Linked DNA regions of Mus musculus: regions 1 and 3 are each linked to region 2. A link is a loop called in an ENCODE intact Hi-C map of the cell type or tissue named here. Cell type or tissue: gastrocnemius. All regions are shown on one strand. Links, peaks and the distances in the headings refer to the core of each region. The heading gives the core; the rest is flanking DNA.

Evidence for each region. A loop is a pair of places that touch in the nucleus more often than their neighbours do. Peaks named below come from ENCODE experiments on the same cell type or tissue, not always from the same donor. Only the 100,000 strongest peaks of a DNase experiment are listed, where the experiment ranks them.
Region 1: it touches region 2 in a loop (5-fold over the local background); 3 of 42 quality-filtered maps call a loop at or near these places.
Region 3: a loop joins it to region 2, with 6 times the contacts of the local background. A loop is called at or near these places in 11 of 42 quality-filtered maps.

The regions. Positions count from the first base shown.
Region 1 is chr13:17,990,692-17,996,138 of GRCm38, forward strand. It overlaps Yae1d1 (Yae1 domain containing 1), which reads right to left and starts at 2,660. Exons shown (of 3, transcript NM_025904.3): 1 at 2,490-2,660; 2 at 937-1,058. The coding sequence starts at 2,615. In gastrocnemius, for the core only: a CTCF peak has its summit at 2,732; a DNase peak (open chromatin) is centred at 2,670; H3K4me3 peaks cover 2,301 bases; H3K27ac peaks cover 1,412 bases.
Region 2 is chr13:17,692,207-17,697,653 of GRCm38, forward strand. Sugct (succinyl-CoA glutarate-CoA transferase) reads right to left here and starts at 2,559. Exons shown (of 14, transcript NM_138654.3): 1 at 2,433-2,559. The coding sequence starts at 2,526. Mplkip (M-phase specific PLK1 intereacting protein) reads left to right here and starts at 3,207. Exons shown (of 2, transcript NM_025479.6): 1 at 3,207-3,614; 2 at 4,636-5,447. The coding sequence starts at 3,279. The coding sequence ends at 4,836. In gastrocnemius, for the core only: no CTCF peak of the experiment used is centred there; DNase peaks (open chromatin) are centred at 2,783 and 3,171; H3K4me3 peaks cover 3,111 bases; H3K27ac peaks cover 2,202 bases.
Region 3 is chr13:17,801,345-17,806,791 of GRCm38, forward strand. It overlaps Cdk13 (cyclin-dependent kinase 13), which reads right to left and starts at 3,753. Exons shown (of 14, transcript NM_027118.1): 1 at 2,094-3,753. The coding sequence starts at 3,307. In gastrocnemius, for the core only: a CTCF peak has its summit at 2,279; DNase peaks (open chromatin) are centred at 2,314, 2,897, 3,371 and 4,042; H3K4me3 peaks cover 4,912 bases; H3K27ac peaks cover 4,573 bases.

The sequences.
Region 1 (5,447 bases), core at 249-5,248, 300 kb after region 2:
ACACTCTACCCTGAGCTACAACCCTCTGAAAATACTGTAGAAGTAAAGGGTCAATGGGTGGGAACACTGGGCTTCCTAAGGTCATAAACACGAATCGAAAATGAATGCTTGGCGAATTACCTCCTCTTCTCAATTATATAGTCTCCTTAATTTTCTAAAAGTCTCAACAAAATTTAAAACAATTTTTTTCTTTTTCTTTAAATGTGATTCTTTGCAGCAGTTTGTTTCTCTATAAGGACAGTCTAAAAACTATCCCCATCAAAGAGGCTGGCCCAACTCTTTGTCACCATTGGACCTGACTTTGTGGCTCTATTTTCTGCCATTATTGCTATGGTATCCTACAGGTATTTAAAGTTCAGGGCTCAAACAAGCAAGACCTCTTTCTCTCAGTAATTACGGTTTTCCCCCGTGGACTTCCAGCTGAAAGACCCACCATCTGTCCTCTATCACGTGTGCAGGTAAAACAGCGTTCTTTATTAGCAGAAAACCCCTCCTGAGTGATCAGTGCTCTGCCAAATGGCAACAAGAGAAAAGCAGCTGGGACACCTAGTGAAATGGAGGAATTAACCAACAACTCCTAGAAAACCTTCTGAAAGCAGTACTTTACATTCTGAAGAGCCATGCACCCAACAGCACGAAAAACACTTTTTTCTTTAAAAAAAGATTTATTTATTATATGTAAGTACACTGTAGCTGTCTTCAGACACTCCAGAAGAGGGAGTCAGATCTTGTTAGAGATGGTTGTGAGCCACTATGTGGTTGCTGGGATTTGAACTTCAGACCTTCGGAAGAGCAGTCGGGTGCTCTTACCCACTGAGCCATTTCACCAGCCCCCGAAAAACACTTTTAAACACTGAATTTTTACATATTACCTCTATTAAAGACCTTCATTAGAATTGTGGCTAAATGATTCATCATTTAAAATTTTAAAATTACCTCAGTGTTCCTCTAAGGAGTCCATAGTTTATAATGACGTCTGCACCCTCTTTGTACCCTTGATTGAAGCCCCGTTGAAGAGTAAGTGCTTTGCCGGCATCTAGCCCATCTCTGTAACCCTCCTAAAAAGAAGAAAAAACCCAGTTGTAACTGACACCAAGTGAGTCTTCTCAGGAAAAGCACTGAACCAATTTTGAAGACAAATTTAGGTTTGTACTATATTAACTGAATTATGATATGGCAGAGACATAAATCCAAAGCAGAATGTTTCTCCTAAAATCTTATTATTGGTTCATCTTTCCTTGTCAGATCTGTCTTATTTTTTTAAAATGTTTTCCAGGCTGGCCTGGAGCTCCTTATCCTACCTTCCTCACTCTCCTAATCGATGACAGGCAGATGCCTCGATGCCACACGGGGAAGTCACTTTGGAAATCTAGGGTTACTGTGCAAACATTAAATATCAGTTGTTATGTTTTTTTTAAAAACTGTGTTAGCAAGGTCTTCACAGAAATGGGAAACTACATGTCTGGTCTCTTGGTAACGGACTAGAATAGGATAGATAAGGAGGCTGGCAAGGCCTGGGAAGAGGGAACTATTTTAGGAACAGTGAAGAGGAAGTCTGATTTTAGAAATCTAATCTAAACTGTGGCATAGAGATTTGTCTTATTATTATTATTAGTTTAGCCCTGGATTCCTATGGTATTTTTGTAATGATATGATGGTTGCTGGGCTCAACAAATATGAACTTACTGGAACATTAAATTAGGGTTGACATAACTGCAGCTTTAAGAGGGTAATTTAATGGCTAGTATATTGGGTGGATGCAGTTCTTATCTTTTAAACAGTTAAGTAACATATATTTACTTATTTTTCTTGAGGGAGGCATTTATTTACTTCCTTGAGCGTGAAGGTCAGAAAATAACTTCCAGAAACCCATTCTGTCCTTCCACAAAGTACGTTCCAGGGATCGAACGCAGGTCTTTATACTCTGGAATCCACCCCCATGTGGAGACAGATCTTAGCAAGTAGTTCTCACCCAGAAAAAGCGCCGATTCTACCCAAATAGTACTAAGCAAGTTTCAATGAATGGCAAGACAGGTCCGGATTGAATAACGCATTTAAAGTAAAGCTGGAACAGTATTCCCTTCTCTACCTCCCCCTTACCTTCCCTTGACAACATTCTCAGTTCACCCTTCTCCAAGCCTTGATAACATCACGCCTAACTTTGGACTCTCTGTGACTGCGTTCTCTGCGGGCCATCAGCCTAGTGGGTGTGCATTTCTCCTCCTCTGCTCCCCCGACCCCAAACTGCACACTCTTGAGGGACTGAATAAAGTTCACGTTGTAGAGTAGGGTCAATGTCCCTGCTCCAAACCCGGTGGGGCTCCGAAAGAGCACCAAGAAACAACCAGGATTCTTAAGACCCGGCAACACTGGAGCGCGCTGGCTCGGAGACCCGCGCTCCTCCGCCCAGGCTTCTGCGTGCGTGCCCCTGCCAGGGAGCCCCCGGGTCCCGCCTGGGAGTCCCTTTCTCCCGCGTCCCGTCCATTTACTTGGACTCGTTTCCGCATGTGACCCTGCCATTCCCGCTGCGCTAACAGAGACTCGTCCGCTTCCTCGTCAAACACGTCCTGGTCTCCAGGGCTCGCGTTCTCCGGAGCCGCTCGAAACCAAGACATCGCCCGGAACACCACGAGTCCCGGAGCCGCCGGAAACCCGGGCAAGTGCTTCCGGTTCGGGGGGCGGGACGAAAGGACAAGGCGTGGGACGGAGGGGCGTGTGCGGCTCCCCTTGCGGCTTGGAGGCTAAGGGTTGGGTCTCTTCCTACGCCTCTGGGATGGGCAGCGTGGGGCTAGCTGGGTGCTGCAAGCTAAGTCCCACCATTCAAGGGCTGAGATTCAGTTTCTGCAAGTGCTGAAGGCATTGGACGCCCACGTGCAGCCAAGAACTTTAGAATGTGAAAGCTGATTCTAGGATCGGTTTGAGATTAAGTAATGGGAACACTTTTGTAAAACCAGCGTCCATTGGCAATTTCCCTCTTAGCCTTTGACTAGGAGAGTTAAGGAATGTGGCTCAAGCATTTAGCAACTTCTGGCTGGGAGTTCATGTTGAAGAACTGCACATCAGTAGCGTTCTTGTTTTGTCATGTGATAACTGAATTTTTCTGACAATTTGTTTTGAATACCTATTTCGCATCACTCATCATTTTGGGACAGCGCACTATAGGAATAAAAGTTCTCAGTCCCAATGGACTTCCTATTAGTGTAGAAACGGCCAGTTAGCCAACAATACTTATAAGTAACTCATAGTTTGAAGACTGTAAGTGATATGAAAAAAGTAATCATTGTGAGGGAAGAGGAAACAGGTTACTGTTTTAGTTTATTTTACATTTTTGTCCTGAAGGCAAAAGTTTTGCCAATAAGGAATATATGCTCTGTCAATAAGTTATCCCCTACACAAAGTTATTACTTTTTATCTTCAGAGAGAATTTTGTATCCTATAAATGTATGTATAAAACCAAATATAAAATGTGATAAGGTGTATGTATATAGAGATCTTAATTAGAAGCAAAATGGCAGTATAGGAAGCCATAGAAATAGTGATTGAAATGAGTAAGATAGAAAACTTCTGTGAGTTGGCTCAGTGGGTAAAGTCCCAGGAACGGTGTCAATCACCAGGACCCACGTGATGGAAGGAGAGATTAAACTCCTACAAATTGTCCTCTGACCTACACACACACACACACACACACACACACACCATATGAAAACAAATGCAATAAAAAAAATCCAACTCAACCCTTGCATGATAAACCCTAAAGGACAGGGTCTGAAGAGATGGCTCAGCAATTACAAACACTTGCTGCTCTTCTGGGGGATGTTAACTTGGTTCTGGGCATCTACATACAATTGGGTGATGGCTCACAACCACCTGTGACACCAGCTCCAGGGAGTCTCAAGCCCTCTTCTGGCCTCCAAAAGTGCTTGTGCACACATGGCATACATGCATACAAATACATACACATATAAGTAAAAATAAATATTAGAAAACAGATAATCTTGTCCTGCCTCTTATTAAAAAGAGCGAAAAAAATGTAGGAGGGTGTGAATAATTTTGAACTTCTGATTATTCTGTGTCTAACTCCTGAGTGCTAGGATTACAGATGTACATCAGCATGCCCAGTTTGTGTGGTGTTGGGGATTGGATACAGGATTCCAGCATTCATTGCACCAACTGAGAGACATCTCCACACCTTTCAATGAATATATACCCTTTAAAAGTTGAACTATCTGAGCTATAGCTTAGTCAGTAAAATAATTACATTGCAAGGAAGAAGAGAAGAATTAGAACCCCATACCGCACACTAAAAAAAGCCAGATGTAATAATGTGAGTTTGTAATTCCAGATCTTGGAAGGTGGACACAAGTGGATTCCTGGGACTTTCTGGTCAGCCAGAATAGTAAACTCAGGCTCAGCTAATCCAGCCCCCCTCACCAAAGGTGCATAGTACCTAAGAAATGATGCTGAAGTTGTCCTTTGTCATGCACCCTAACATTCCTGCGCCTGAATACTCACAAGAAAGCACATATGTATGTGTATACACACACACACACACACACACACACACACACACACACACAAATTGTCTTACTGCATTTTAAAACAGGTTTTCAACTTTCTCTGCTGTGGCCCTTCTGCTGTTGTAGTGCCAGGGAAGTTTAGACATTTCAAAACAAACAAACAAACCAAAACAAAACCAGTCAGGAGCCAATCTGATGTAACTTAGAGCAGGGTCTTTATTTTATTTGGGCTAGCTCAGGCCCCTCAGCTCACCACTGACATGAAGGATGGTTTTGGTGGAGAGAGGAGCCCCGGATAGCTATCAGGGCAAAGCCTAATACTAAGCAGCAAGTAGGGGTAAGCTTGTAAGCATCTAATTGGAAAGCTACTGTGGCCTTTAATATAACTGTTTGATGCTGGGAGTCACATCATAGATTTAATTTCTGCTCCCCTCTGCATTGTTGGTCCTTAGGTAAGGCTTGTAACCAGGGGGTGCAGGTTTGTTGGGGGAATAACCTGGTGACACTGGTCTTGTTGTGGATGTAACCTGGAAATGCTGGCCTTGTTGGGGGTGGGACTGGAGCTAGGCTTGGGTTTTGCTGGGGGAATAACTTTGAAACTAATGTTAGATACCAGCCTATTAGTTTACCTGAATTTAAACTTACGCCAAGTTCTCTAAAAAAATGGAGTGCGAATTTAAAAGATCTAGCCTCTCACTGTGGCCCCTTTCACTGAGAAATTTTCATACAACTGTTGAAGGATATTTGATCACATTGTGAACCCAGAGATTGTGAACTGTAAAACCTGTTCCTAGCTGTTGTATGGCTCAGCCTTTGATACTAGACCTTGTTTATGATAAACAAGTACCTGTGTTCCTCAGCCCTAGCACACTCCTTTAATCCAAGAGGTAAATAAAGTCAACCCTAGGTCAAGAGGTGGAGCAAGTGACC
Region 2 (5,447 bases), core at 247-5,246:
AAAATTGCAGCATTGCTCATGTCTATGTACATCATGATAACTGTAGACCACACGTAAGCACTGGCAGCCTCTGCTTTGAGAGCACTGTAGTGTGCATACGCCTGTCTTCTAATGCTGGTTATCCCTACACTGGGCTGCAGTCCTTGTGCAGGAACCATGTCTATTCGCTAACTGAAATAGAATATTCCCTTTTCCCTCCCAGAGAACGCTACTATATATTCACAGTCATTGTTACAGTTCTTTAATTTTTATAGCTCCAGGAAGCACAACTAAATTTTTCTTTCCTCTCATGCTTTCACTAAAGTCACTATATAAATTTTCAATATAGGGTTCTTGGGCCCACCAGATCAGCCAGTCAGATTGCAAATTCCAGCCTAAAGTTTAGGAATATCCTAGATATAGCTATGATTCACAAGCTAAGAGTATACTTATAATCTGTAAATCCAAAAGAAGCTACACAGTAATTTTTGTTTTTGAGACAGAATCCCTCTCTTACACAGCTCTAGCCATCCTGGAACTCAGTTTGAAGATGAGGCTAGCCTTACACTTACAAAGATCCATTTGTCTCTACCTCCCAAATACTAGGATTAAAAGCATGTGTCACCATGCCTGCCTGCGTTCAAGATTTTTATGCTTTTTTAATTTCATTTTTCAAATGATTGTATTTCTAAGGAAAGAATACATAAAATTTAGAAGCCTAAATTCTGATCTTCTAGGTGAGTCTAAAAAAAAATTATTTAATTATTCTTGCCAAATTTTTCATTTGAAAGAAAAAAGTCTCTAAAGGGATTAACATTGGTCTTGAGTTTCACATAATTATTAAAGATTCAGTTTGGGACAATCATTGTCTACACTTTCAAATGCGCTGGGAAGAACACTGGCTTAATCTACCTGGCAACATTCCCCCTGTATTTCTTCTTCTCCCAGGTTTTTAGTGTATTGTGTGGATAGATTCCGGGGACTAGGAGTGCACTGATGCCCAACAGTAAAGAGCCCATTCTGCATGCACAGGCCCTGGATTCAGTTCCATTCTAGAAGCAGAATTCAAGTGAGAAGGTAATTCATATAGGGCAAGCTGAGACCCAATTCTGCATTATTTTCTGCCAGTTATAAAAATAATAATAAACATACTTTTGGTGCCTACCACCCCACTTCTCAGCTTCCTTCATAAGGCAGATTATTGACTCACTGACATGTATGTGTGAATAAATATACATTCATAAGTATGACTGCTCAAATGCTAGATTCTAAGCTAGACAAAGAAAAGATAAAACAGAAATTATGGCCAGTAAAGAACAATATAAATGTTAGATAAGCTGTAGTGTGCAGGCGCTAAAATATCATTACATCCTGATGATGACATTATCCCTCCATGATTATACAATTTGTCTTCAGAAATAAGAAATGTGGTCGAGCCTGGGTTATGTATTGAAACCTTGTCTCAAAAAAACAAACAAAGAACAAAACAACAAAATGAAGCAAAACAAAAAAAGTCGAACTGAATTATCCAAGAATATAGCAGGGGCATGAAAAAATTAAACAACCTCACCCCCCCCCATAAGCCCTTGTGTTTATGTCTCCATTAATAAAGAATAAAGCTGAGGATATACTCTATAGTTATGTCACCGAAGATGTCAGAGACTGAAGGCCAAAATGCTTCAGAAAGATGCTATGGATGAATGAAAACCTTAGGCCAGGCGCTGAAGAGATGACTCAGTGGTTAAGAGCACTTACTGCTCTTTCAAGAGGATTTGGCTCAGTTCCCAGCACTCACAAGGTAGCTCACAACCACAATTTTCTCCAGTTCCAGGAAATCTGATTCTTTTTTGATCTCCAAAGGCATCAGGTACGTTAAATGGTGCATGTGCATACACGCAAACAATACACTCACACACACAAAAATCTAAACCAATAACCCCCTCACATATCCACGGTCTAATGTGATGAGTCCTAAAATCCCAAGTTGATTTTAGTATCTGAAGGAGTTAGGGAAAGACCACAAAACTCTTCTACAGGAATGTCTAAGACAGGTATCTTATGCAGAAGATAGCATTTTTTAATTATCCCGTTTCTTTATAATTACAAGATTTTTAAGTTTGGGGTATGTTTTCGTGGGTTTTTTTTTCCCCTTTAAATTTCTGTTTCTACTTCCTAACCTCGTCAACTTCCATTTTACAAGAACGTAAACGCAGGGTTCAAGTCCAGCATTAATTACTACAGGCTCGCTTAAGTTTTCAAGGCAGCAGTCTGCTTTCTAAAACTCAGCTTTTGGCGGGAGGTGCTGTTTCCTAAGTTACCAAACCTTGGGGGATTAGAAGCCAGGGGTGGAAAAGAGAAGCAGGGCACGACCATGGCCATGAGCCCTGCGACAGGAGCCCCCGAGGCGCGAGCGCTCCCCTCAGGGAGCCCGAGCGCTCAGTGTCAGTAGGTACCTGACTGCGGGCGGCCGGTCCACAGCCCCCTCCCGCCGGCCAGGCCTCGGCCGGGTCTCCGAAAAGCCACCGCCCTGGCCAGCATCCACAGCATCGCCCCTCAACCCCAGCGAGAGCGCCCCGCGACCTCCCTCCTTGACCTTAGGCCCCCTCAGCCCCGCCCCCCCAGCCAGCCCGGCCCCGCCGCCAGCCCCGCCCCCTCCGCAAAGACCCTCCCCCTGGTCGCCCTCGCACTCTTCCCCGCCCACCACGCCCTCCGCTTCCGCCCAGGCCTCCACCTCAGTCTCACTCGGCCCCGCCCCCTTGGACGATCCTGTTCAACCGAGTCTCTCGCCTCACACCCTTCGGCCCCGCCTCTTGGCTCATGGCCCCGCCCCCGAATCCGGCTGACGCTTCACTCCTTGCTTCCCGGAAGCCTCCAAGACGGATGGCCCTACCCCTCTGATCCGCCCTCTTCGGAACCCGCACGCCCCTCTCCCACCCTCACAGCCAATAAGGCCTGATGATCGGTTTCCTCTCTTCCGCTTCCGTCTTCGTGTACTGGGGGTCTCCGGGAAGACCGTTGACGACTGTGCTCGTGCTGCGGCCGGAGATTTAGTTTCCCCTTTACAGTCTTTCCTCCTCTCAGACACGCCCACCATTCTTCCATTGAGTGACCTGTTTACCTGCCCTCTTGCAGAAACTTGGTGAGATCGGAACCTTTGTGCAGCCGGAACTAAGGTGCGGTAGTCCGCTGGGAGCCGGAAGGGTGTATAAATAGAGGAATACCAGTTTCCTTCTGGCGGTTGATCGCAGAGGTTCCGGTGAGGCGTTCGGCGTGTGAGCTCTGCGGCTTCGTTTCCTGATATGCACCGACCGAATTTTCGACCCCCAACTCCTCCGTACCCCAGCCCGGGGATAGGAGGTTGGGGTGGCGGAAATAACTTCCGGGGTGCCCTGGGCGGGGGGCCGCGGCCGCCCTCCCCGCGGGACGGGTACGGGAGTCCGCACCACACTCCGCCCTGCGGGCCCCGGGCTAGGCCGTACGGGAGCAGCCAGTCTCCGCGGCACGGCGGCAACTTCTCGGGGGCCCGCTTCGGGTCTCCGTCCCCGGGCGGCTACCCAGGCTCCTACTCCAGGTCCCCCGCGGGGTCCCAGCATCAGTTCGGCTACTCCCCAGGGCAGCAGCAGACCTACCCCCAGGTAAAGACAATAGCTAGCGTTTGCCGAACTCTTCCTGTGATGGCAGACGTGATACGAAACATTCCCTTTCCGTGGATTGTTTAATCCTCCGATACTACGTTGGCCCAGTTTTGCAGATGAGTAACCTGAGGCGTAAAGAAATTATCTAAGACTACCATAAGTGGCGGAGCTCTAGTTCTCTGTCCACAGAAACTGCTCTCAGCCAGCATACCACATTCGTATACAAACTTCTTTAATCCTCCATTTCTTCTCCCACCCACCCCCAGAGGTTTTTATTTGGTTTTGGGTTTTTTGTCATTTATTTCAGTGAATTGTCCTGGATTCCTAGGGGGAGGACAGTAAATGATTCCCTATTGTGTAGTATGGCACCTCTAGACTGTAGTCTACTGCCATTTTCCTACAGATGTCCCTCCCTTGTTTTTGCATCCTTGCTTTTTTTAAAAGAAACAATTATTTTATTTCGAGCCATATTTATACCTACTCAAAGTTCTCTTGAAGGAAAAATAGAAAATTTGAAATTGAGGAAACTTCCCCTCTTCTCCATGAGTGAATACAAGACAGGAAGTAGCTAACAACTTGTATCTCGGTGGTTTTGCAAAATTGAATATGCTCACCCATATGAATCCTTATGAGTTGGAGTTAATAAGAATAGAAAATTTTCATGCAATATAAAAGTTCTAGAAATTTGAAGCCTATCAGGTTAAAAAGTAAGTTTCCAAGAAGTGAATACAGTGAACCACTGCTTGTACTGGGTTTATTTGTATTTAATAGCTGCAGGGTTGGTTATCACATTAGAAACTGAAAGGTTTTAAGATGATAGCAGACATTTCTAAAAGAGAAATATACAATTGGTTTTAGTAATTTTTAAAAGCACTAGATTAAAGAAATTTGCAACTGAATATATTGGGTTTCAATTGACAACTTTTAATGTGATTCCCCACTAATATTAAACTAGAGGAGAAAGTACCAGTTATCTCTTACTAGATGTTTTTATTTTTAACTGATGATTTTTTTCCTAAAGGGTTCTCCAAGGACATCTACACCATTTGGATCAGGGCGTGGTAGAGAAAAAAGAATGTCTAATGAGTTGGAAAGTTATTTTAAGCCTTCAATGCTTGAAGACCCTTGGGCTGGCCTAGAACCAGTGTCTGTAGTGGATATAAGCCAACAGTACAGCAATACGCAAACATTCACAGGCAAAAAAGGAAGATACTTTTCTTAATATTTCTGAAATTCACCTGGAAGCTTCATGTGTCAGGAACATCCTGGACAGAACTTTTACTTGTGTAAAAGAGTTGAACCCAAGGATGATGACTTTGAATAATGATTAGCAGACCTTTGGTATATCTCCAACTTTATCAAGTGTTGATAACAGCGGAAATGATAGGACAATTTACAGTATTTAGCTATCTGGGAGTGTGTATCATAGAACACAGTTTTCATATTTGACATTTCCAATATAACAGACATTTGTTTTTTTCAATGTTTTAAAATAAAACGTTTTTTGTCTTCCTAATTGTGATTTTTGTGAATATGTAGAATTGCTAAAACAATGCTTCAGTAATCACTTAGACTTTGAGGGTAAATGTTTTGCAAACTATTTTTTAATGAAATGACAAGCTATCTTAGACAGTTTTCTATATATTTATTAATAGAAAATAGTTCTACATCCATTTTTTTGTATTTTTGTTAAGATATTGAAACTTAAAATCACTGGAAGTCACTTAATATGATTTATACTTCTTTATTCACAAAAGGCCAGAATAAACTATATATATGCAGTTCAGTGCTCTGCCCAAATTTCTCTATATTTGGAGCATTGTAGGCTTACTT
Region 3 (5,447 bases), core at 246-5,245, 110 kb after region 2:
CAGTGCTGAGCACTAGGAATTCAATGATGGGGAAGACAGGCCAGATGCCACTTGTGGAGCTTACAATCTCGTCTATTCATTAAAGAGCCAGTCATCTGACTCTACTACTAAACCTAGAAACAAATAAAACTTTTTGCATTAAGCTGGACAAGTGAATTCATGTTCCTCAGCAGTAAGTACATTTGCTATTTTTCTAAATCTTGTTTTTCAAGTAACTATTTAGTCATCAATTCTGGTCCTCAAATTTTAAGAATAGCATTTAACAAGCAACACAATGCAAACAAACAAACCAAACAAACAAAAACAAAATAAAAAACCTGAAGTCCATACCTTGTAATAATAATAAAAAAAAAATTCCAAAGCTATTGGCCCAGAGAGAAGACCTGGAAACATGACAACTATCTTCCAAGATTTAAAGAACTAGTTCACAAACTTGTTGTGTACATTCCAAAGCATTATACACAGATGCAGATTTCTATTTCCATATGAAGACTTTTAACAATTCAAACTATTCACAATTCAACCACTTTAGATTTCTTTAGGGAAATCTATACTTTATAAAATAAAAAGGCAAGTATTAAATATTACTGTTTAGCAAACTAAGTCGTCAATGGTTTTGCTAAGAAGCCTAACAAATCATGCAGTAAAGAAACTGGGAAAATCATCTCTGAACTCAAGTCCAACAAAGACTGCCCAAACAATGTGTTCCCACCTACTGATGTATTCAGGAGTGAACCACATAGCCAGTTGTTAGAAATGTTGACCAATATTACTGAAAAGCTTCTTCCAAAAATGAACCCTTTGGAAATACAGCTGGTCAATACACACACCATGAAGACTCCCTAGTAAATGTACTTTCTATATGCTAGCTCTATGAGGACAGTAACTTTGTCTTTCTTCACTGCTACACTGCCCTGCCAAAACTATCACTGACATATAATATGTGCTCTTAGATATTTGCTAAGCATGCAGTCCTAATCACACAAACTGTACTATGTAGTACACACCACCAACCTTACTAAACCTTACCAAATCTAACCACGTTATTTAAATTGCCATTACATACTTAAATGACTATATAAAGTTATAAAACTTTAAAAACCTAGTCAATCCTAGGACTAGTTTACCAAACCATAAAACCTAGATGGCCCAAATATGTTAAGTAATATAAGAAGCTACAAGACCTGCAAAGTACTCAAAAGCTACTTTTAATTCACTCTACAAAATAGATATGTATCAATATACACACATTTTCAGACTGTTACCGTATAACAATGGCTTAACAGCTATATAAAAGCAGTATTCAAATTTCAGATTATATTATCTCTACAAAAATTTCTGAACACGTTCATGAGAATTGTTATTACTTAAAAGGCCTAACTTTACAGTGAGCAGTTTCAGATTTATAGTGGCCTGAGAATGTACTAAGCCATTCACGCAGTTACGCTGTACCACTATATCCACTTATATATATTATTGGCAACTGGGTACTGGACATAGCTGTCATTTCCCCCTCCTTTTTAAAACCATGACTTTGAAAGATCAGATTTAAAAAAAAAAACCTACCCAACACAAGAATCACTCTCATATATAATTTATCTTCAAACTATTTTTATCAACATCTACTTACATGTATTTTGAGTATTAAACTTTACAAAAGCTGCTTTTCCCATCCCCGTATTAACCACATGAAACATCTGCAATCCTTATCTAACTGACATCACCTCCTGAATCTGATTGCTCTTTAATATAAGTCCCTGTATATTAGTAAAGCACCAACAAAGTGACGTTTTCTCCATAAGCAGGTATTAAGACAAATTAAGCCAAAATAGCAATGCTGGAAAAGGAGAGCATTTTGCACTAACCTGCTGACAGTTAAAAGCAACAAGTTAAAAACTTTGAACTCTTAGGACTCATCCCTGCCTAGGCTGGTCGCTTGGTCCCTCCCACCCTCACAGGTGCATTCAGCACTCCCCTCTCCGCTAGAAACCCACCCTCCGACCCGGAGCGCTGGCCTGGGAAGCGGACCGAGTAAACCAGAGGCGCCTCGCCCCACCTTCCCCGCCTCCTAGGGTTGGGGGGACAGGACTCACCTGAGTACTGGGCTGTAGGGGCTGCGCGAGCGCCGCCAGCTGCTGCTGCTGTACGGGCTGGGGGATACGTCGCCGCCCCGCTCGTAGGAGCTGTGGCGGCTGTAGCTGGGCGAGCGGCGCCGGCTATAGGGGCTCGGGGAGCGCGGCAGCCGCCGGGAATAAGGACTGCTGCCACCTCCCGCCGGACTGGGGGACTTGCGGCTCCGAAGGCTCTGCGAGGCCCTGTGGGACACCGGGCTTTCGTCCCGGCCTCCCAGCGGGCTCAGGGACCGCTGCCGCCGCCTGTAGGCCTTCGGCTCGCTCTTGTCCTCCCGGTAGGCCTTGGGCGGCTCCTTGTAGGCCGAGGGCGGTTCCTTGGACGACTTAGTCCGGCTGCGGTGGGCCTTGAGGTCCCGGTCCTTGCGGCTGCTACTGCTGCTGGACGTAGCCGACGCGCTCTTGCGGCGGCCGCCGCTGCTGCTGCTGCTGCCGCTCTTGGCGGCCTCCGCCCGCTCCTCGCCGCTGTGTCCGTGGCGGCTGCGGGCCTTTGAGGCCTCGCTGCCGCTGCGCGTCCCGTCCCGCCGCCGGTGCTCGCGGTGGCGCTCCTTGCTGCGGCCGCTGCTGCTGCGGCGGTCCCGGCGCGGCCTGCGCTCCGACCCCTCCGCGCGCCTCTGCGTGCCGGAGGAGGAGGCCGGACTCCCGCCGTTGCCCCCCGTTCCCCCGGCAGCCGTCGCCGCCGTTGCCGCGCTGGCGCCCCCCAGCAGCAGCCCCTGCTCGGACTGGGAGCTCACATCCTCGTACTCCACCAGCGGGGTCACACCCCCGCCGCTACTGGCACCGCCACCGCCGTCCTGCTGCGGCTGGGGCAGCGAGAAGACCCGGCGCTTCTCCGCCTCCTGCCCGGCGCGGGGCCCGCGGCGCCGCTTCTGCCGCCCTCCGGGGCGCCTCTTGCCTCTCGCCAGCCGCTTGACCTCCAGAGGAGGGCCCGGGCTGAAGCAAGAGGAGGAGGCCGCGGCGGCGGCGGCTGCGGCGGCGGCCGCGCCGGGGGCAGCCAGGAAGAGCAGAGGCGGCGGGGGCGGCGGCGGTTGCAGGAGCTGCGGCTGCAGGAGCGGCAACAGCAGCGGCGGCTGCTGAGGGGACAGGAATCGCCTCCGCTTGCGGCGCTCCTCCAACTTCTTCTCGGCCCAGCTCAGGCCCCCGCCTCCCCCCAGCGCCGTGTCCGAGCTACTCGGCATCGCCTAGAGCCCGCCGCAGAGTGCGGCGCGGGTGCGGCCTCCTCCGGGGTCAGACCCTGGCCATGTCCCCCGCCGGGAAGGGGGACGGCAGCCGCGGCGGAGGGGTAGCGAGCAGCAGGGCCGGCCGGGAGTCGCGCCACGATAATCCGGGTCGGGACGCGCGTCCCCGGTTCCAGTCGCGGTGTGTGCGCAGCGGCGTCAGGGCCTGGCGCGGGAGGATCCTATCCTCGGCGGAAAGCCGGCCGTGCCGGGCGGCGGCGGTGGCGGCGGCGGCGGCGGCCTCGGGCTCCGGCGGCGCAACGCGGAAGTGCCACCGCGGGCCGCGCTTCACTCCATCGTCCTGACGTCGGGGGCGAGCTCGCGGGAGGGCAGTGGGCGCGACCACAGCACGCCTCCGTCGCCGGCCGGCCGCGGCGCGTCCACGTCGTCCTGTGGCGGCGGCGGCGACACCCCGCGGCGCTCGGACGGGCCTGGGCCTGGCGCCCCGAGGGCACTGCGCGCAGCTTCCGGAGCGGGGGCGCGGCTCGCTGTCCTCCGCCCCTCCACGCGGGCTCCGCGCGCGCCGCTCGCCCCTCCCTGCCCTCCGCGTTCTCCCTGCGGGACGGCGACGCGACTGGCTGGCCGAGCCCTCGCCGCGCACCACCCACTCGCCGCGTTCCTCAAGACTTTTGCCCCTAAACCCAACGCTAGGTCGGCGGCGCGCACGCTCGTCACGTTCGGGGACGCCGATGGAGAGAGCGAGCGCGGGCGAGGGGAGGTGCTGCGTGCTCGCGCCCGCCGGGACCCTGGCCGTCACCGGAAGTGACGCGAGGAGCCACTCCACTTCCGGCAGGGGTGGGACGGAGGAGCAGGGTTAAAGAAAGGAGAGGAGGCGTGGGCTGCGCTGTGCTGTCGCTGGAGGCCTTCCCTCCGGCGCCACTCATGGCGCTTGTTGCTCGCCTCCAGTGAAAAGGTCACGGCAGGACCCGGGAGAACCTTGACGACTACCTTTTCCCCAGCCACGGGATCGGAACATCTGTGAGAGCAGACTCCCCACAGAGGGCGAATGTGACGTTAGCTTGACTAGACTCACGTACGCCCAAGTTCAAGGACCCATCGTAACCTAAAAATATACTTGGTGTTCATAGCTTCGAGCTTCCGCGACACTGACGTTTCGGAACCTTTAAAAAGCCTTACACAGGGCTGGAGAGGTGGCTCAGAGGTTAAGAACACTCACTGCTCTTCCAGAGGTCCTGAGTTCAATTCCCAGCAACAGTATGGTGGCTCACAACCAGCTGTAATGGGGATCCCTCTTCTGATGTGTCACATACATGAAATAAGTAAATCTCTTTATAAAGCAAAAGCATTAAGTAAATCTGAAAGATGAGTCAAAATATCAAGGAGGACTACTAAAAATCCCAGGAACCTTAAAAACATTTTGTAGTAGTGGAAGCTGCCCTCTTTGTACTTTCACCTGTAATTATATCTAACTAAAGCTATGAGCTGTCAGCTACATAATGCCCTCATCTCTTGCCTTAAGATTGCCCTTCAGTTAGAGGCTAGGTATTCGGGGTAATTAGATTAAAATCTAAAAGGCTTATTGGTCATTAATACTGGAAAGAAGATAAACATTGCTCAGTGGGTACATGTAATTACCCCTTAACAAATTTATTCAGATCATCAGCTGGCTTTTAGTTCTTAAATACTTAGTAATCAAGTTGACCTCAGCATCATCTCACAAACTGATGGAAGCTCAGACTTTGAAGTTTACAAAAGATACTTGCTAGAAGATAGGTTTGAATAGCTACTTCTGACAAAGACAGGCCTGAGTGGAACACCCAGTGGAACCTTCTACACAGAAGGGGGCAAAGCAAAGATACTGGGAAACGAAATTTCAGAAGTATGTTACCTAAAGCAAATTTCTTCTTGACATCATTGTTAACTCGGAGTACTAAGGAGGAGAGCTTTTCAGAAAAATATCAACCTGTCCCATTATGCTGCTTTTCAAAGCCTGATGCAATGGCATATGTCTATTCCCAATACAATGGAGGTTAAAACAGGTCAAGGACGATGGTGAGTTCTGGCCTATCAGAACTCTACATAATAACACCCTCTCCCCCATCCCATCTTGCCAAGAAAAAAACAGAAATAAGGCTGGAAT